3 separate regions of the Homo sapiens genome follow, and regions 1 and 2 are each linked to region 3. The links are chromatin loops, found by intact Hi-C in ENCODE. Cell type or tissue: K562. All regions are shown on one strand. Each heading gives the region's core, and the rest is flanking DNA. Links, peaks and the distances in the headings are about the cores only. Region 1 holds the start of LL22NC03-102D1.18 (a long non-coding RNA gene). Region 2 has its middle 8.7 kb from the start of LL22NC03-102D1.18. Region 3 has its middle 36 kb from the start of LL22NC03-63E9.3.

Region 1 (5,576 bases), core at 1,577-5,576, 120 kb after region 3:
CCTGGATGAGGCACACCCCCTACTGCACTGAGATTCCACAGAAGCTGGGGGTGAAGTGCAAATACCGTCTTTGGTTCATCCTTGGGATTTTCTTTTTATCACACACTCGTCATTTTGTCCACAATGTCCAAAGTTTCTAAAGTGCTGTCTAATAGATAGAGGTTCTTTGTGCGCTGAACTAAAAGCTCTTGGGTTGGACAATGGTGATGTTTGCACAACATTTTTACTGTACTTACTGCCGCTTAATTACACACTTAAAAATGATTAAAAGGATGAAACATTTTGTTATGTTTATTTTACCATAATAAAAATATTGCATGCTCAGGAAGCAAAGTAATTTTGCAATTATACAACTGTTAAAAATGGAAGAATTATGTACTGAGCACCATTTTCTCTGTTGTTTATGCTACAATTCAACTTTCTCTCTCTCTCACTCTTTCTCTAATTAGCAATGATCTTCTGTCTGGTCCAAGGTCACACATTTCCAGTCTTCCAGAAATGTCTGTTGAATCTGTTAATTTGTTGCCAGGAAGAATACTCAAACTTCTCATGCTCATATTTGAGTGTTAGCTGTCTCCAGCCAGCATTTCTAAGCCAGACCCTTTGTCAAGGCTTTTGAATAATTTTGTGAAAAGTACCCCCAAAGATGACAGTGTTCACTGTTGGCAGCAGGACTGTTTCCATGCAGTAGGGCTATGCTGGGTGTGCAGTGGAGCTGTGCACACTGTGCTCACGGGGCAGATTCTGTGCTGCTGACTCTGATCCCTGTGCTTGGGAGGACCGTGTCCACTGCTGAGTCTACATCTGAATTTGATTCTCAAGAAAAAGGTCATTCATAGCTATTGGACACTGAGTCACATAGAGGGACAGAAGGTGGCTGAGGACACCTTATCTCTGATGAGCATAAGGGGATTAGATCTGCTGGTGGAACAGGAAGCTGAAGAAACCTGTGGCTCTAAACATGGAATTTCCAGCCCTGAGTCTCTGCTGTCCGTGCCCCTCTCATCTGTATGTTCCTGGGAGATGTGGACCACGGGGGTTAGAGGTGAAGGGGATTGGGAAGCTTTCATGTTCTCTCTCACCATCTCCCTTGCTTATCTAACACACTCTTACACACCTACTTTATTGGAGCTTCTGCTCTACAAACATGGCTGAGCTCTAAATTAGAGACTTTTGAAAGTGCAGACGGATGCAGGAACTCGTCCATCTGGAGACTTTCCACCACTTGAAGCAGTGAACACGTCTGTGCAAGGCTCAGAATTTCAAGTGACAGGATGTTGGGATTTCAAAGAAAACTAAATCTTTGGATGAACCACGACAGAAGAGGGAAGGTTCACACATTTCCCTGCTGCTTGGGCCTCAGTGAGGACTGACTCAGCCAGTCTCAGGCTCCTGGAGACCGCCTGGGAGATCTGCACTAGGAAACCATTTTCAGCACAGCCTGGGGCTGGTAAGGGGCCCTTACTCTGTTATTCTGCTGCCTGATAATTTTGCATCCAGAGAAGAATTAGGACCTGTGAGTCCAGGAATTTCAAAGCCCATAGACAAGGTCCCCTCATTCTGCCGTGACAGCCTCAGCTCTGCTTTCCCAAAAAAAGAGCATCTTCCCAGCATGAAGAACCAGGAGCAAAGAGGGAGCTTCTCCCAGGGGTGAGCAGGGCAGAAGCCACCTTGGTCAGTGGGAAGGAAACATGCTCAGCTCACATCTGACCCAGAATGACTCAGTCACACCTGTGCAGGGTCACCTGTGTGTGAGCATCATCTATTTGCTCCATGAGAAAATACCTTGTGTGGCTCTTGGGTAAAATCATACCATAGGTGACATTTCTCTGCCTATTGCTTCAGCCGATGCTTTTCGTGATTCCCTTTAGGACACTGGCATAAGGTAAGCATGTCAGGTGTGGGACGTATTGAACAGGAAAAGCAGAGGCTTCTCATATCAATGCTCGTGGCTTGTATTTGGGCCCATACCTCATGGAAATGGGAAAAACAGAAAAGAAAATGATACTCTGCTCAAAAAAGCACTGAGAAATGCTATAGTATTAATATATCGACAACTCATTTATTGAGCTAATGAAATATTAACATAGATAGATCATTTTTATAGGGGGATCCCTAATCCTTAAACATTATATTAAAAATTTGTCAGCTTAAAGGATCATTAAAAGGCCTATGTTTGATTGAAACCTGGAGTACTGTACTTTGAGTCTTCTAATCAGCCAATGAGTGCAGGGAGCTGGCTGCCCTCCCAGGTCCTGACTGGCTCCATGTCCAGGTAGAGCAGCGCTCCCCACAGGCAGCTGGAGGAACTGACGAGGGGAAGCTGTTGGCATCAGGGCCTCAAAAATTTGACTCAGGATTTTCCCACGTCCCCTCCCCAAGTCCAGGCGGGTTCCAGGACACTCAGAAGAGCTCATCATTATGGGTCTAGGACTTCCCTGGTCCTGCTCTTCTTTCTTCCTTCCCCAGTGGCCTTAAGATTGTCACTCCCTGTCACAGGCCCTTCCTTTCCTTGTCAAGTGCACTCCCTGAATTCTCTGCTCCTGGGTCAGGAAAGCTCTGGAACTTCAGGGAAAGCAGTGCTGGGTGACCCAATGGGGACCCAGAAAGCTGGCCCAGGGCCAGATACACAGGCAGCAGGGTGGGTCCCTACAGTGCTGCCTGGTGGGCATCAGGTAGAGGGGAGTGACCAGGACCAACTCCCCTGAGTGTCTTCAGGGCCAGGTGAACTAGGGAGGGTCTGGGACCTGGTGTGGACCCATGCACTGACCCAGGAATAGGACAGGAAACTCCTCAGAGCAAGGACTGTGTTTTCCTCATGCTGAGCTCCTGAAAAGCAGTCTTGCCAGGATAGAGTGGGCCAGGGTGGATATATGTTGGGTGAATGAGCTTCTGTCTCTGTTTTATTGCAGGAGTCACTACGAAGGTACGCTGGCCCTGTATTTGTATCCAGAACCAGTCAAAGCCACCTGTGAGTCCTGCATCCCTCAGTACCAAGCCCCAGTCCCCCTTCAGGACCACCCACCACACAGAGAGACAGACGTGCAGGGAGCCTGAGGAAGAACCTGAAACCTCCTCTACTACATGGAGTGTTTGTATTTCCATCAGGAATCTTGAGCACCTTGTGCCGGGTCTTGAGGCAGGAAGGGGCCACACAGAGAAGAGGAGTTTCTTCCCTGAGGTCAGCAGTCCATGAACGAAGGGATCAGGGACTTGAGCAGCAGATTCTGAAGCAACACCTGGACCCAGGAGGCCCCTGAGCCTCCAGCAGCCCGCGTAGAGTGGCCACCAGGGGGCAGCAGAGAGTAACCTGGCAGAAGCACCTGGAGATGGGGTGGGCCTGGGCATCAGGGAGATGCCCACATGCAGGGAGGGTCGGTGACCATGACCTGAGATCTGGAGGGAAAGAGGTTCTTCTTTTCTTAGAGTATTTGTCCTTGACACCGATGTTTACATTCTTCTGGCTTCCTGGTTCTCAGATCTGACTCTTGGAGATGATCCTTATTTTTCTGACACACATTCAGGCACTTTGCCTCTTCCCATCGACCTGGCCCCCATCTCACTGTCACACATGCCATCCCATCCTGTAGTCAGACGTGTCCCACCTCCCTGCCTTTGCTCTGGGAGCCCCTGTCCTGCAGACACAGCCACTTCTCCTTCCCTGGCCACCCCTCAACGTCCACTGTCCCCGGTCTTTCCTGACTCTGTTCTGGGGAACCTGCCAATTCGTAGTTCTTGATTTCCTTATGAGACACACAATACTTACTCATTAATCTTTTGTTGACTTAAGTTTTTATCCATTGTTACATTTTCCCAGCAACAGAAGACAACTTAGTTATAATAAACACTTACTTCCTGGGTCTTGGAGTTTGCAGCCCCCTCTCATTTTCTCATGAAGCAAACATTTCCTTCACCTCCTGATCTGTCCCTGGTCCTGACAGCACCCTGGTGATACTGAGGCACAGCACCCATGACCTGACACTAGAACTCGCAGCCAAGGTAGAAACTTACCGCATCCCATGGATCTTCCAAAATTCTATGTGCCCTTGGCAACCAAGAATTGCATTCTCCTCTAGCACAGAGGAGCTGTGCCCTGGAATGGGGCCTGTACCTGTCCAAGGCTTGTGCCGTCCCCTGTGGGAGATGAGAAGCGTCCCTGCATTGGGCTCTTGGGGACCCGTCTTGGACATGAGTGAGAATGAAGAGGGTCCCTGCATTGGGCTCTGGCATGTGACTTTAAATGGATTTAGGCCTGTACCAGACATCTCATGTCTGACATAAAATATTTACAATCAGGACATTACTAGAGAAGCAGAAAAAAGCTAACCACCTCCCTTCTGAGCCAGGATGGAATGAAGGAGGGGACTGTGGACCCCAGATAATTCCCCTGTCACCACTGTGACTCTAACAACCTCTTAAATCACGGCCAACATCTATCCCATAGGAAGGTCTTTATATCCCCTAGAAAATACAGAGGAAGTCAGCTCTGAGCTTTTCCACGACCAACCCAGCCAAGGAGCAAGGCTGGGCACAACCTGGGTAAAGATGTGAGCCCAGACCATGGGACCAGTGGGTGAAGGAAAATCGCATGGGCTGAGGGGGTGGGTAAGCAGGGGCCAGCCCTCCTCTCTCTGTTTCCTTTGGGGCTGAGTCCTTCTCTGGAAACCACAGATCTCCTCCAGCAGCAGCCTCTGACTCTGCTGATTTGCATCATGGGCCGCTCTCTCCAGCAAGGGGATAAGAGAGGCCTGGGAGGAACCTGCTCAGTCTGGGCCTAAGGAAGCAGCACTGGTGGTGCCTCAGCCATGGCCTGGACCGTTCTCCTCCTCGGCCTCCTCTCTCACTGCACAGGTGATCCCCCCAGGGTCTCACCAACCTGCCCAGCCCAAGGGTTCTGGGTCCAGCGTGTCCTTGATTCTGAGCTCAGGAGGGCCCTTCCTGTGGTGGGCAGGATGCTCATGACCCTGCTGCAGGGTGGGAGGCTGGTGGGGCTGAACTCCCCCCAAACTGTGCTCAAAGGCTTGTGAGAGCCTGAGGGACTGCACCTGCCAGGAGAGAGTAGTGAGTTTTCAGTTCAAAGTCTCCATACAACAGGAAAGTCATGGGCCACTGGGGCTGGGGCTGATTGCAGGGGATACCCTGAGGGTTCACAGACTCTCTGGAGCTTGTCTGGGACAGCAGGGCAAGGGATTTCATAAGAAGCATCTTTCACCTGCAAGCCAACCTCTCTCTTATTTATTTATTTATTTATTTATTTATTTATTTATTTATTTTTATCTTTGCAGGCTCTGTGACCTCCTATGTGCTGACTCAGCCACCCTCGGTGTCAGTGGCCCCAGGACAGACGGCCAGGATTACCTGTGGGGGAAACAACATTGGAAGTAAAAGTGTGCACTGGTACCAGCAGAAGCCAGGCCAGGCCCCTGTGCTGGTCGTCTATGATGATAGCGACCGGCCCTCAGGGATCCCTGAGCGATTCTCTGGCTCCAACTCTGGGAACACGGCCACCCTGACCATCAGCAGGGTCGAAGCCGGGGATGAGGCCGACTATTACTGTCAGGTGTGGGATAGTAGTA
Region 2 (7,360 bases), core at 2,039-6,038, 130 kb after region 3:
TTTATGAGTCAATTGGTAGACATAGCCATTATTATATATAATTTAGGCTTCATAAACTTTGATTAAATAGGTTTTATTAAAAACAAAGTAACCATTTTATTATGTGTTTAGACTATATCAACATGTTGTGTACCTGAAATATCCACAAGAAAATATATTTCAAAAACCAAATTGTATTTATTGTCTATTGTTGCATAAAAATTGCTCCCTAATATTTAGCATGGTAAGAGAACACGTGTTTGTGATCTTGTCACTTCGGTGCATCTGGAATTGAGAGCAGCTTAGTTTTGTGGTTCTGGTTCTGGGTTGGTCATGAAGTTGCAGCCAAGCTGTCAGGCCAGGCTGCATTCAGAGGCCAGAGCAGGTGGCCAGGCCCAGCCTGAGGGGCTTCCACTGTCCCTAACCTGTTTGTCTGATGTGGAAAATCTCAGAGGAAAAGGAGAGAGTGAAGTGTAAGGCACCTGTCCCAGTCCCCCTTGTCAAAGGCCATCCCATACCTGCACCATTTCTTATTCTTTCCTGGGGCGTCATAGGCATAGAGCACTGCCCATTCATTCTAACGCTGTAGAGTATTCTGTAGTAGGATTTTAGCCATGCAGCCTCTAATGGTTATCACCATGATTTTGATCTTACAAATCACACTGCAGCAAGCATCCCTGTGCAGACTCCTTTGAGTTCATGTGTGCATATCACCATAGGATAAATTTCCAGAAGTGGAATTGCTGGGTCAAAAGGATGTGCATTTTTAACTTTTATCCATTGTTTTCATATTCCCCTCCAGTTCTACCAGTTTACAATACCAGCCCTAAATATTGATTGGAATTCATTGGTGAAAGTGCAAGTTTGTGCCAACCTATCAGATATACAAAGTTATCTTGTTACACATTTATTTTTGATTTCTCCTATTTTGCTTGAGGTTGAGCATTTACTCAAATATTTCAGTGCTCATTATGTTTTAGGATTTGGTAAACCGTTTCTTCAATGCCTCGGTAAGAGGTATTTTAGTCTTTGCCATGCACAAGACAACGTTGGGATAATATGTATGTTCTGATACACCATCTACAACGTAATCATTAAAACATATAAAAACCACTATCAGTTCTGGGGCCATTAAAAAAATTGGTGGCAGGCCAGGGATGTCCCACAGGATGTGGTTTAACGGTCTCTGGTTTCTAGGGTTATTTGAAGTTTGAACATTGCACCCGCATATGTTCTATGTGGAGATCTCTTTGTGAGGGACACTGTAATTCACCTCCTCTAGGGGCCTGAGGTCTTTCTTTGGATAAGAACCTACCTGTACCATGTGTTTGATTGGATCTTGTGTCTGCTCAAGACAGCCCTGTGTCACAAGCTCATGACTTTCATCTTCATCCATTTGCTCTGTTTTGTGAGAGCTTCAGTATATCAGGAATAGAGATTCCTCCGAGGTGAAAAATTAGAGGCAGAGGGAGGGGCAAATGGGCAAGGAAGCTTGCACCAAGTCGGGAGTGATCCAGTGTAGGCTGAGAGAAAAAAGGTCTTAAAATCAGCCTTGTAGCTGAAACCAAAAACACACAAGATGGTTGGTGTTCTGAGCATCATTAACAAATGATAAATGAAGTTGAACTTTTAAATGTATTGCAAATTTTTATAAAGCAAGTAGATCGTTAAACTCAGAATGCAACAATGGAATAAAGAAGAGAGTTTGAGATGTTTTTAAAATTTATTTATTTATTTATTTATTTTTGAGATGGAGTCTCACTCTGTTGCCAGGCTGGAGTGCAGTGGCACAATCGCGGCTCACTGCAACATCCACCTCCCGGGTTCAAGAAATTCTCCTGCCTCAGCCTCCCAAGTAGCTGGGATTACAAGCTCTCGCCATCATGCCAGGCTAATTTTTGTATTTTTTGTAGAGACATGGTTTCACAATGTTGACCAGGATGGTGTCAATCTCCTGACCTCATGATCCACCCGTCTCGGCCTCCCAAAGTGCTGGGATTACAGGCATGAACTACCGTGCCTGGCTGAGTTTGAGATTTTAACTGTAAGTCCTCCAACTAAGTTGCCATGACAAGAACAGGGATGATGAGAGTGGAAATATGTTATCCTGCAAATTATCGTTTTATGTAAAAGAATATTTTCCCTCTTTTAGGTAAAGGAAGCATCTTCTGGAGCACCTTCTCTCTGACTATCAAAGCACCATTAAGCCACAAATAAACTGTAACATGAAGTAGGAAACAACTGCCCTTTTATATAACCATTGAGAGGTGGCTTTATATGCATACCAAAATGTTGATGCTCAATGCTAAAATTGGATTTAGTAATTTAATATGCCTACAAGAAATTAATTTTCTTTGGATTATATTATTTCTGTGTACGATTTATCTTAGTTAACTTGGAAATATTCTGCTCTAAAAACAACTCTTGTTTTTTGGGTTATATTTTCTGTATCAACTATAGCTCTTTTCCAAATGCTGTCAGAGATAGCCCATGGCTACTGATCACAAAATTCAATTTTATGGCATTTAAATTATTCTATACTCTAAATTATTTTAAAAGTGCACAGATGTGAATTTTTCACATCTGACTCAAAAATGTTGCTGATGTTGACTCACTTTTTTATTTCAATCTTATTGAAGTAGGAGTTTACTTTTCTGGAACCTGGATGATAACAGGAGACTGGAGAGGAAACCCCCCAAATTGTTTTCCTTTAAACCCTCAGGATGAATCATCCTGGATAATCACCCACACTTGATTTGGGTGATATCTAAATGAGAGTTGGGTCTTAGAGTAGGTGCTGAGTTAGTTTAGGACTTGCGCTGTTGGAATGAGTTGAATGTTTTTACAAGTGAGAAAGACATGAGTTTTTTGGAGTCCAGAGGGTGGGGGGTTATTGGCTGAATTAAGTCCCCCAAAATGTATGCATTGAAGCTGTAACACACAATATGTGACTGAAATTGTGCATAGGGTCTTTAAAGAGGTGACTAAGTGAAAATGAAAAAATTAGGGTGGATTCTTCTCAAATTGGACTGATGTCCTCCTAGGAAGAAGAAATTTGCACACACAGAAATGAGGCACCAGAGGTGAGCGTGCAGAGAAAAGACCAGGTGAGGATTCAGCAAGGAGGTAGCAACCTGCAAGCCAAGGAGAGAGTCCTCAGGGGAAACCAAACCCACTACCACCTTTATCTTGGGTTTTCCAGCTTCAGAACTGTGAGAAAATATGTTTCTGCCATTTCGGTCACTAATTCTTTCCTATCTTCTTGTGGGAGCTCTAGCAAAAACAAGAGGGACCCCAAAGACCTTGGATGAGGGAGAAGGAGGAGATGGAGCAGGGTGCAGGAGGCGGTGCAGGAAGGGGCTGGAAGGTCGGGCTCTGAGGTGCATCTCCTGGGTGGAATCTTGACTCCACTCCCTATTGTCTGGAGGACTTGGGAAAAACATTTAACCTCCTAATATTCACTCACTAATAAAGATGGGCTTGAAGCACAAGGCTCCCCATCATCCTATTCTATATTACAAAAGTCTTCTTGAGGTAACACTTGTAAAACTCTCGCTAATGCATCTGGCATGTATTATGGACTCATAAGTAGCCCTTCTGAGTGATCTAGTGATGTGCAGAAAATGGCATTCATGCTGTGTGCACCAGGGGGCACTGTGAGGTTTAGTCTGAGGCCCCTAATGAGTCCAAGCCCCTAGTAATGCTCAAGGGCGAAGAGCCTGACTGTTGCTTCCTATGAGGCCCCTTCTAGTGGGTAAATCTGAAAATGCACTTGGCCCTTCTTCTGATCTTGAGAAATTACTCAGAGAAGGCCATCAGGCTCAGGGCTCAGACAAGAACCAGGACAAATGTTTTAGGGAATGGAGAACAGATTTGCATCCACTGCTCACCAGAGCCACCTAACGACGACACAAGAATAAAGGAAGTAGATTTGCATGAAGAGACTTCCCTTCCTATGATAAGAGAGGCCTGGAGGTTCCTCCTTAGCTGTGGGCTCAGAAGCAGAGTTCTGGGGTGTCTCCACCATGGCCTGGACCCCTCTCTGGCTCACTCTCCTCACTCTTTGCATAGGTGCTGCCTCCCAGGGCTCAACCCCATATTATCATGCTAGCTGTGCCAACCTGGCCCTGAGCTTCGGCTCAACACAGGGAGTAGTGTAGGGTGTGGGACTCTAGGCGTGAAACCCTTATCCTCACCTCTTCTGTCCTCTTTTGCAGGTTCTGTGGTTTCTTCTGAGCTGACTCAGGACCCTGCTGTGTCTGTGGCCTTGGGACAGACAGTCAGGATCACATGCCAAGGAGACAGCCTCAGAAGCTATTATGCAAGCTGGTACCAGCAGAAGCCAGGACAGGCCCCTGTACTTGTCATCTATGGTAAAAACAACCGGCCCTCAGGGATCCCAGACCGATTCTCTGGCTCCAGCTCAGGAAACACAGCTTCCTTGACCATCACTGGGGCTCAGGCGGAAGATGAGGCTGACTATTACTGTAACTCCCGGGACAGCAGTGGTAACCATCTCACATTGACACAGACAGATGGGGAAGTGAGACAGAAACCCCTTCACTATCTGTGTCATCCTCTCTCTCCAGCCCCAGCAGGACTGTGAACAAAGCCATAAACAGGGCTGGCCCAGTTCACCTGCATCTGAGACCTCCAGGCTGCCTTTCCCTCCATTCCTCCAGGTAGGCTCTGCAGAAGGTGGGTCAGGATGATGTGAGGCTTGAAGGACCAGGCTGTTCTGCTGTTGTTTAGACTGAGTGTGCCTTGCCTCAAGATGACCTGAATGGAAGGACCACAAGAAGGAGATGGGCAGCTGTTGAGTGGTCATGATCCCTGGAGTTCCTCTTGTGTGGTGACTGGATCTAACACAATGCCTGTACTTTGTGGCCCAAATGCCCTGGATTATTGGTCTGAACTCCCCATGTTTAACTGAGACCCTCAAGCCCCAGCTCCATGCATCCTGATGTTCTGAACAGGAAAGTCTTTTCTAGTGAGCACTGTGGCATCCCTTGGCATCCCAGCTTCACACAGCAATTCCCCACCAAAAAATGCCTTTGAGTGCAAAGAACGGCTTCATGCAAAGATGTGCCTCCTTCAGAATGTAGTTCAGGAGCAATAACTACCTGATGCCTTAATCCCAAAGCCATATTTTAATTTAGAATGACCTTGAAATGCCTTCTAGCTGAGCAGTCAGTTGTAACACATTCCCAGTCACGCCTCCCACACTTCTTTCCTGACAGTATGTCATGAAACCCTACTGCATGGAATCCTGCCTCTTAGAGTAGGATTCCAGGGATCTCAAAAATTGTTTAGAAATGAACAAAAACAGTCTAGTTGGAAGAGTATCAAAGAGGAGGCAGTTGCACATGCAGAGAACTCTGAGGTCTGCAAATATACATGAACTGATGAGCACTTGTGTGTAAAGAAACACCTCCGAAAGAGAAAAGAACCACGCAAAGACTCTTGAGGGAACACCTCACAGAGCTCACTCCCACACACACCCACCCACGCACTCACAGACACTCACACACTACAGTCACAGAGGAAAGGCCTGACTTACAGGGCATGAGGTTGACTCATCAGAAGAGCTTTGCCTCAGTACTGGGGAAAAAGTCACCCTAGACAAAATGCTGCTCAGGTCTCAACTATGAAAGTGTAAAAGCAAACAGAAAACTCAAACTGTTTTTCTGAACAGTAAAGTAACTTTACTGAATTCAACAATAAAAGACAGAAATAGAGAATGAACTGCAAAAGAATTCTCAACCCAGCAGGAAAAATGCACAATGCCTTCATCCTGTCAATATTTCCTGCAAGGTAACCAGAAAATATATGCTATATCAAACAGAGAAGTGAATCAATCCCAAATGGCAATAAAATTGCACACATGATAGACCTTGTAGGCAAGGATATGAAAGAAATTCTTATAACTCTATTCTATTCTACTTGTTCTTGAGGATATAAGATTGAAAAATCATATTAAGTGGATACATAAAACATATAAAGACAGACGCAAGTTATACTCTTATAAATGATCCATAATATGTCTGCAATAAAAAATACACTGAATGAGACTGATTGCAGATTGGATTCTGTGAAAGAATAGATGAGTGAACTTGAAGATATGGCAATGGCAGCTATTCAAGACGAAGCACAAAAGCGTAAACAGAGTATCAGTGAGTTTTAGGACATCTTCAACTGCCTAAATTGGTATAATGAAAGTCATTAAAGGAGGTAAGATTGGACAGGGAAGAGAAAAGGCAGAAAAACAATTTAAAGGAACAATGACCAAAATTTCCCAAATTTTGTGAAAACTAGAAACCTCCTATTCCAAAAAGTTTAACATGTCCCAAAGACACACACACACACACACACACACACAGAGAGAGAGAGAGAGAGATAGAGAGAGAGAGAGAAAGAGAGAAAGGGAGAGAGAGAGATACAGGTGAACAACAAAATGACAAGAACAAATTTGGTTTTTAAAAATTTTTTTAATTTTAGTGGCTTCATAGTAGGCATATATTTTTATTGGGTACACGAGATGTTTCAAAACAGGCATGCAATGTGAAATAGCCACATTATGGAAAATTCGGTATTCATTCACTCAAGCACTTATCCTTTGTAGTATAAACTATTCAATTACACTCTTTTAGCTTTATAAAATGTACAGTTAAGTTGTTATTGACTATAGTCATCCTGTTGTGCTGTCAAATAGTAGGCCTTATTGATTATTTCTAACTAGTTTTTTCTTACCCAGTAACCATCCCCAGGTAATAGTTGATTTCTTATTAGAAGTAATGCAAGCCTAAATCAGTGGAGTTACATTTAGAAAATATTAAATGAAGAAACTTACTACCCAAAGCAATCTACAAACTCAATGCAATTCCTATCAAAATACCAATGATATTATTCACAGAAATAAAAAATCCTCTAAAATTGGTATAAAACCCTAAAAGACGCTGAATAGCCAAAGCAATACTGAGCAAAAAGAACACAGCTGAAGATATCACACTACTAGAATTAAAATATGCTACAAACTATAGTAACCAAAACAGGAAGTTATTGGCATGCAATCAGACACTGAGACCAATATAACAAAATAGAAAACCCGTAAATAAATCCATATATCTATATATAGCTGACTTTCAACAAAGATGTCAAGAATGTACACTGAGAAAATGGCACAATTTTCAATAAGTGGTGCTGAGAAAACTGGATACCCATCTACAGAACAATGAAACTAGACACTTATCCTCTCCACAAAAAAATATCAACTAAAAATGGATTAAAGGCCCAAATATAACACCCCAAACTATAAAACTACTAGAAGGGAACTTAACATAGGGGAAGAACAAATTCTTTAGGACATTGTTCTAGATAAAAA
Region 3 (7,360 bases), core at 1,373-5,372:
GGAGTAGAGGATCTTTACCAAATGCTTTTCTAGACTCTGTTTTCATTGGACTTATAGCAGCTGTTTCACCTGGGCCATGCAGGAATAGGAGAGTTGTTGCTCCTTGACATAGCATCTGTAACATGCCTATCCTTTCTGCCACTATAAAAATAGCTGTGCTTTCTCTCCACTCGTCTCTCCTGCTGTTTCCCTGTTTTTCCTATTAAATATGCAGTGTTTGCAATCCATCTTGCATTCTGAGAAGATGAGGATTTTTTTTCATAAAGAATGACCTAAAATAGCTCTAAAGATCATCAGAAGTCACAACTACATACTTACTGGAGTGCAATACCAAATGTGGCCTCTGATTACAGTAACCTGGAGCTTGCAGTTTAAGCAATTCAGTCCCTGTCACTTGTGGACAGATTCGTATGTCTGTGGATGAGAAGATGAGCAACGGTCACTCCTGTGCTCATGCACAGATCCCTCCCTGCCCCTGTCCTCAAATTCAGACTGAAGTGCATGGCCCTGGAGCATTACATGAGTGATGGTTTAAGAGCACGTTGGTGATACACACAATATTAATGGTATCTTAATTTGCTTGTTAAGCATAATTTGAAAACATCTGGACAAATTTGGACACAATTTGAAGGGCATATTTGATAATAGCTTGTGACAAATGATTCCGTTCTGGGAGAGATGCTATTTTTGGTTCTCTAAATCGCCATGAAATGAAAATCTCAGATTATAAAGAAATAGACTCAAATCCCAAGTGTCTTTTGCTTTTCATTCCCCATCAACTGTGTTGCCCAAGCACCATGTGGACACTGCTTACAGGGTAGGCAGCCACCAGCTGAAGGCAGGTTCTTTAGTTGTCTGAGCTGTCCTGGAGCTGGGAACAGCAGCGTGTGTTCTGTGCCTGTTGGTCCCTATGTAGCACACACCCACTGCATATTCTCGCTGACTCACCAGGAGGGCTTGCAGCAGCCCTGGCCTATTTTCTTCTGAAGCACCTGCCAATGGTGCATTCTCCCCTGGTCATAATGCACCAGGAGATAAACATGGCATTTGACACACAGGTGCTAACTGGATCTAGGACTTCTAAGCTTAAGTAGACTCAGAGTGGGCAATCTAAAAAAAAAAAAAAAAATAGGTTCTCAATCGGTAGCCCAGGCTGGAGTGCAGTGGCTCCATCTCCTACCTCAGCCTCCTGAGTTGCTGGGACAACAGGTGTGTGCCACCATGCCCAGCCAACAGAGAGGGCAATATGGACTTGAAATGGACAATTTCCATTACTTGAAAGTTTTTGAGAAAGAACTGAGGTTTGTTTAAGAGGAAATCAGCCAGAGACTCAAAGTTAAATCTATCAGGCCCAAAGTCTCTTTGGGGAAAGGAGACTCTTGGACGTGCACGCAGCAGCAAGTGGTATGGGATCCCTTCTCTGTGGGGACCTTGGCCCAACTGCCAATCTTTTCAACTGACCCATTTGCGTTTTCCATAAGTGCTCGCCAGCCAGCAGCTGTGACTGCCCCTCAGTCTCAGGAAGGGAGAAAGAAGGAAACAGGAGCAAAGCCTCTTTCAATCTTAGCAAATAAAGTGGGAGCTTTGACTTTTTTGAACACCCAGATGACAGGAAAGAGGAGGAAAATTTTCCTAAAGCTGTTATTTTTTAATGCCTCAGGAAGAATCACACCCGGAGTCTCATCCACACTTTATTTGGAGGTATTTGGGTCTCAGAGTTTGTGCTGAGTTAGTTAATGATTTGGGCTACTGGGATGGGGTGAATGTGTTTTACAAGTGAGAAAGAAATAAGCTTTGGAGTCCACAGGGTGGAGGCTTATTGGCTAAATTGTGTCCCTCAAGATTCATGCAATGAAGCCTTAATCACAGTGTGTGACTAAATTTGGAGACAGGGTCTTTATGGAGGTGATTAAGTGAAAATGAGGTCATGAGGGTGGGTTCTTATCCAGTCTGACTGGTGTTCTCCTTAGAAGAGAAAATTTGCACACACAGAAATCAGACACCAGAGATGAGCAGGCGGAGGAAAGACCATGTGAGGTCACAGCAAGGAGGTAACGACCTGCAAGCCAAGGAGAGAGGCCTCAGGGAAAATCAGTCCTACCAACACTTTCACCCTGGACTTTCCAGCTTCAGCACTGAGAAAATAAGTTTTGCTGTTGAGGCCACTAGTTCTTTGGTATCTTGTGATGGCAGCACTGGCAAATGAAAACAAGAGGGACCCCAAAGACCTTGGGTAGGGGGAACAGATGGAGCAGGGTGCAGGAGGCAGGGCAGGGAGGGGCTGGAAGGTCATGCTCTGAGGTTCGTTTCCTGGATGGAACTGGGACTCCACTCACTACTGTCTGGGGAACTTGGGGAAAAAACTTCACCTCCCAATATTGATTCCCTAATAAAATCTGGGCCCTGAGCATAGGGCTCCTCATCTTCCTACTCCATATGATGCAAGTTTTCTTGAAGTTATGCTTGTAAAACACTCACCAATGCATCTGGCATATATTAAGGGCTCAAAAGTAGGCCAGGCATGGTGGCTTATGCCTGTAATCCCAATACTTTGGGAGGCCGAGGTGGGGGATCACTGGAGTCCAGGAGTTCCAGACCAGCCAGGCCAACATGGTGAAACTCCATCTCTACTAAAAATACAAAAAAAAAAAAAAAATAGCTAGGCATGGTGGTGCCCTTCTGTAATCTCAGCTATTCAGGAGGCTGAGGCAGGGGAATAGCTTGAGCCTGAGAGGCGGAGGTTGCGGTGAGCCCAGATGGTGCCATTGCACTCCAGCCTAGATGATAGAGTGAGACTCCATCACAAAAAGGAAAAAAAAAAGGTTGTCATTCTGCAGCCCAGATCGTGCCATTGCACTCCAGCCTGGACGATAGAGTGAGACTCCACCACACACACACACAAACGCACACACACACAAAAACTAACCCCCGCCCCGCAAAAATCGAAGGTAGCCATTCTGCTGTATGATCTATTGATACATACAGGATGACATTTGTCCTGTGGGCACCAGGGGGCACTGTGACCCCTGGTTTGGGACACTAATGGCTCCAAGTCCCTGGTAGTACTTGAGTCATTTCCTTTCTGGCCCCTTCTATTGAGTGGAATCCTGAAACCCACCTGACTCTTCTACTCTTGAAAAATTACGCAGAGAATGTCCTCAGACATAGGGTCAGACAAGAACTTCGACATACATTTTAAAGAATGGAGAGCAGATTTACATCCGCTGCTTAACAGGGAACCAACTAACAAAGAATTAAGAATAAAGGAAGTAGAGTTGCATGAAGAGACTCCCCTTTCTATGATAAGAAAGGCCTGAAGGTCCCTTCCCAGCTGTGGACTCAGAGGCAGAGCTCTGGGGCATTTCCATTATGGCCTGGACCCCTCCCCTGCTCGTCCTCACTCTCTGCACAGGTGCTGCCTCCCAGGGCTCAGCCCCCAGTGGGATCAAGATCAGCCTGGCCCTGACCTTCAACTCAACATAGGGAGTGATGCAGGGTGTGGGGTTCTGGGAATGAGGCCCTCATCCTCAGACTCACCTCTCCTGTCCTCTCTTGTGGGCTCCGTTATTTCCTCTGGGCCAACTCAGGTGCCTGCAGTGTCTGTGGCCTTGGGACAAATGGCCAGGATCACCTGCCAGGGAGACAGCATGGAAGGCTCTTATGAACACTGGTACCAGCAGAAGCCAGGCCAGGCCCCCGTGCTGGTCATCTATGATAGCAGTGACCGGCCCTCAAGGATCCCTGAGCGATTCTCTGGCTCCAAATCAGGCAACACAACCACCCTGACCATCACTGGGGCCCAGGCTGAGGATGAGGCTGATTATTACTATCAGTTGATAGACAACCATGCTACTCAACTCACAGTGACACAGGCAGATGGAAAAGTGAGACACAAACCCTTTTTCTGTCTGTGTCACTCACTTCCTCCGGCCCCAGCAGGACTGTGGACACAGCCATGGGCAGGTCTGGCTCAGTTTTCCTGGATCTGAGACCCCAGGGTGCCCTGACCTCCAAGCCCTCCAGGGAGACTCTGAAGAGAGTGGGTTAGGTCAGGAGAGGACTTGGGGCTGGCAGGACCAGACTGTCCTGGTATTGTCCAGAGTGGCTGTGTCTTGGCTTAAGATGACCTGAGTGTAAGGATAGTCAGAGGGAGACAGCCATTGAGTGGTAATGGTCCCTGGATTTCCTTCTGTATGGTGACTGGACCTAAGGCAGTGCTGCTTTTCTGTGGCCCAAATGCCCCAGATCATTCTGAACTTCTCAGGTTTAACTGAGACCCTCAAGCCCCAGCTCCATGACATCCTCATATTCTGAACAGGGAGGGCCACCACAATGGGCAGTGTGGTGTCCATCAAGATTCCCCTTTCAGGGCTCACCCATCCGCCATACACCCAAAGCTGCCGGGAGGCCCTGGCTTCTCACAGCTGCTCCCCACCGGAAAATGCCATTGATTGCAAAGAATGGCCTCCCCCAAAAGTTTGCCCATGTCAGAGCGTGGCTCAGGTGCAATGACTGCTTGATGCCTCAATCCCAAAGTCAGGCCTTAATTTAGGATGGCCTTGAAGTGTGTTGCAGCTGAGCACTCAATTGTAACACATTCCCACTCATGCCTCCCATACTTCTTTCCTGAGAATATATCCCTAAACCTCACTGCATGGAATTCCCCCTCTCAGAGTAGGAGTCTGGGGAATTAAAAGATTTAAAAACAAACCAAAACAGTCCAAAGGGAAGAGTAACAAAGAGGAGAGAGTTGCACAGAGAGAGGACTCTGGAGTCTGCAAATGTTCGTGAGCACCGATGAGCACATATGTGGGAGGAAACAACCTCTGGAAGAGAAAAGAACCATCCAAAGACACTTGAGAGAACACTCCAGAGCGTGTGTGCACGCACACACACACACACTCACACCCCACATAAAGAAAACAACAACACTCATCATCATCAAATTGCTAAAAAACATTTTAGCAATTTTATGCTAAAATGATGATGAAGAAATGTGGTGAAGAAATGTAGCCTTAAAAGTAGCCAGAGAGACGAGGTGGCTCACGCCTGTAATCCAAGCACTTTGGGAGGTCGAGGCAGGTGGATCACCTGAGGTCAGGAGTTTGAGACCAGGCTGGCCAACATGATGAAACCCCGTCTGTACTAAAAATACAAAAAAGTTAGCCGGATGTGGTGGCAAGCGTCTATAATCCCAGCTACTCGGGAGGCTGAGGCAGGGAGAATTGCTTGAACCTGAGAGGTTGCAGTGAGCTGAGATCGCACCACTGCATTCCAGCCTGGGCAACAGAGCAAGACTCAATCTCAAAAAAAAAAAAAAAAAAAAAGTCAGAGGCAAAAGACATGTTAGATACAGGTGAACACAATGACAAGAGCAGAATTTTTATTAGAAGCAATGCAAGCAGGAAGTAGTGGAGCTATATTTATAAAATATGAAAAGAAAAAACTTATAACCCAGAGCAATCTACAGCCTCACTGAAATCCCTACCAAAATACCAATGACATACCTCACAGAAATAGAAGAAAAACCCCACAATTCTACAATTTGTATGGAGCCACAAAAGACCCAGTATAGCCAAAATGACACTGAGCAAAAAACAAAACTGGAGGCATCACATTACCTAATTCAAAATATGCTACAAACGGCCGGGCGCGGTGGCTCACGCCTGTAATCCCAGCACTTTGGGAGGCTGAGGCGGGCGGATCACGAGGTCAGGAGATCGAGACCATCTTGGCTAACACGGTGAAACCCCATCTCTACTAAAAATACAAAAAATTAGTTGGGCGTGGTGGCGGGCTCCTGTGGTCCCAGTTACTCTGGAGGCTGAGGCAGAAGAACGGCGTGAACCCGGGAGGCGGAGCTGGCAGCGAGCCAAGATCGCGCCACTGCACTCCAGCCTGGGTGAGAGAGCAAGACTCCGTCTCGAAGAAAAAATAAATAAATAAAATAATAGGCCATATGTGATGGCTCACACCTGTAATCCCAGCAGTTAGGAGGCCAAGGTGGGAGGATTGCTTGAGCACAGGAGTTTGAGACCACCTTGGGCAATATAATGAAACCCTCATCTCCACAAATTTTTTTTTTTAAATTAGCCAGCCTTGGTGGAGTGAGCCTGTGGTCCCAGTTACTTGGGAGGCTGAAGTGGGAGGATCACTTGAGCCCAGGAGGTGGAGGTTGCAGTGAGTCATGATCTTACCACTGCACTCTAGCCTGGGCAACAGAGAAAGACACTGCTTCAAAAGCAAGCAAACAACCAAAAAATCAAGTAATATCATTGAAAAGGGGGCAAAGGATCAGAATAGACTTTTCTCAAAAGAAGATAAACAGGTGGCCAACAAGCATATGAAAAAATGCTCAACGTCACTAATCATCAGGTGAATGCAAATCAAAGCCACAACGAGACATCATCTTACCCCAGCTGGAAAGGCTATCATTAAAAAGACAAAAAAATAACAAGTGCTGGTGAAGATGCAGACAAAACAGAAGACAAAAACCACGTGATCATCTCAACAGTCACATCAAATGTTTTCATGTAGGGAAACATTACTGTTTGTGATTTTCCAGACTTGCTAGAGCATCATAAAAAGTAAGATTTGTGGTGCCGATATTGGAGGGGGTGTTATTCTGTGCAAAAAACCTGGATATCCCATATCCAACTGTGAAGATACTTACTGATAAATGCTAAAAAATTGCAATATTGTGTGTCCAAATGTTCTGGGGGTCAGGAGTGGGGTCTCACACGGGAAAGGATTCAGTCAAAGAGAAAAATAGAGAGGCTAGAACATAGAGGAAAACATAATATGTCTGGAAATAAGGAGTCCAAACTAATTGGAGCTGAGTGATAACAAAAGAACAATGGCATGAACCATCTATTTCTCTCTGGAAATCTCATTGATATATTGTGCTCTCTCCAGGGCTATGCCCAGCTAGATTATAAAATTGTCTGTTCCTGAAACGTTTCTTGCGTATATGACAGGGCCTAACACTGGAATCAAGCTCAGGTTGATGAGGGCAGGGCAGTTAAGCACCCGACCCTGGTGGCCTGTGAAATACTTGGGGGAGACAGGGGTTTGTTGTCTAAAGCAGAGGAAGTGAGATTTTCCACTGTGGCTTAGACCAGAGCTTCTGAAATTCCAGTGAGCAAACAAATCCCCTGTGGAGTCTGTTTAAGATGCAGATGCAGCCTCAGCAGGTCTGCGTGGGGCCCCAGAGTCTCTATGTCCAGCAGCTCCCAGGTGAGGCTCATGCTGCTTGTCCTCCAAGAACCACACTTTGAGTGGCTTAACTCCTATTCGCCCTCCTCACTCAAGCACAGGTGAGACTCTGCCAAGGAAGGCACTGTCTGAGAAGCAAAGGTGA

What was found. A loop is a pair of places that touch in the nucleus more often than their neighbours do. Peaks named below come from ENCODE experiments on the same cell type or tissue, not always from the same donor. Only the 100,000 strongest peaks of a DNase experiment are listed, where the experiment ranks them.
Region 1: it touches region 3 in a loop (7-fold over the local background); 1 of 110 quality-filtered maps calls a loop at or near these places.
Region 2: it touches region 3 in a loop (3-fold over the local background); 1 of 110 quality-filtered maps calls a loop at or near these places.

The regions. Positions count from the first base shown.
Region 1 is chr22:22,707,614-22,713,189 of GRCh38, forward strand. It overlaps LL22NC03-102D1.18 (a long non-coding RNA gene), which reads right to left and starts at 3,981. Exons shown (of 3, transcript XR_001755442.1): 1 at 3,853-3,981. It also overlaps IGL and IGLV3-21. In K562, for the core only: no CTCF peak of the experiment used is centred there; DNase peaks (open chromatin) are centred at 2,248, 2,698, 3,278, 4,770 and 1 weaker place; H3K27me3 peaks cover 782 bases.
Region 2 is chr22:22,716,659-22,724,018 of GRCh38, forward strand. It overlaps IGL and IGLV3-19. Among named protein-coding and RNA genes, the nearest start is that of LL22NC03-102D1.18, 8.7 kb to the left of the region's middle. In K562, for the core only: no CTCF peak of the experiment used is centred there; DNase peaks (open chromatin) are centred at 3,643, 3,883, 4,553, 5,523 and 2 weaker places; H3K27me3 peaks cover 1,060 bases.
Region 3 is chr22:22,591,198-22,598,557 of GRCh38, forward strand. It overlaps IGL and IGLV3-32. Among named protein-coding and RNA genes, the nearest start is that of LL22NC03-63E9.3, 36 kb to the left of the region's middle. RefSeq lists an enhancer at 3,566-4,065. In K562, for the core only: no CTCF peak of the experiment used is centred there; a DNase peak (open chromatin) is centred at 3,024; H3K27me3 peaks cover 2,031 bases.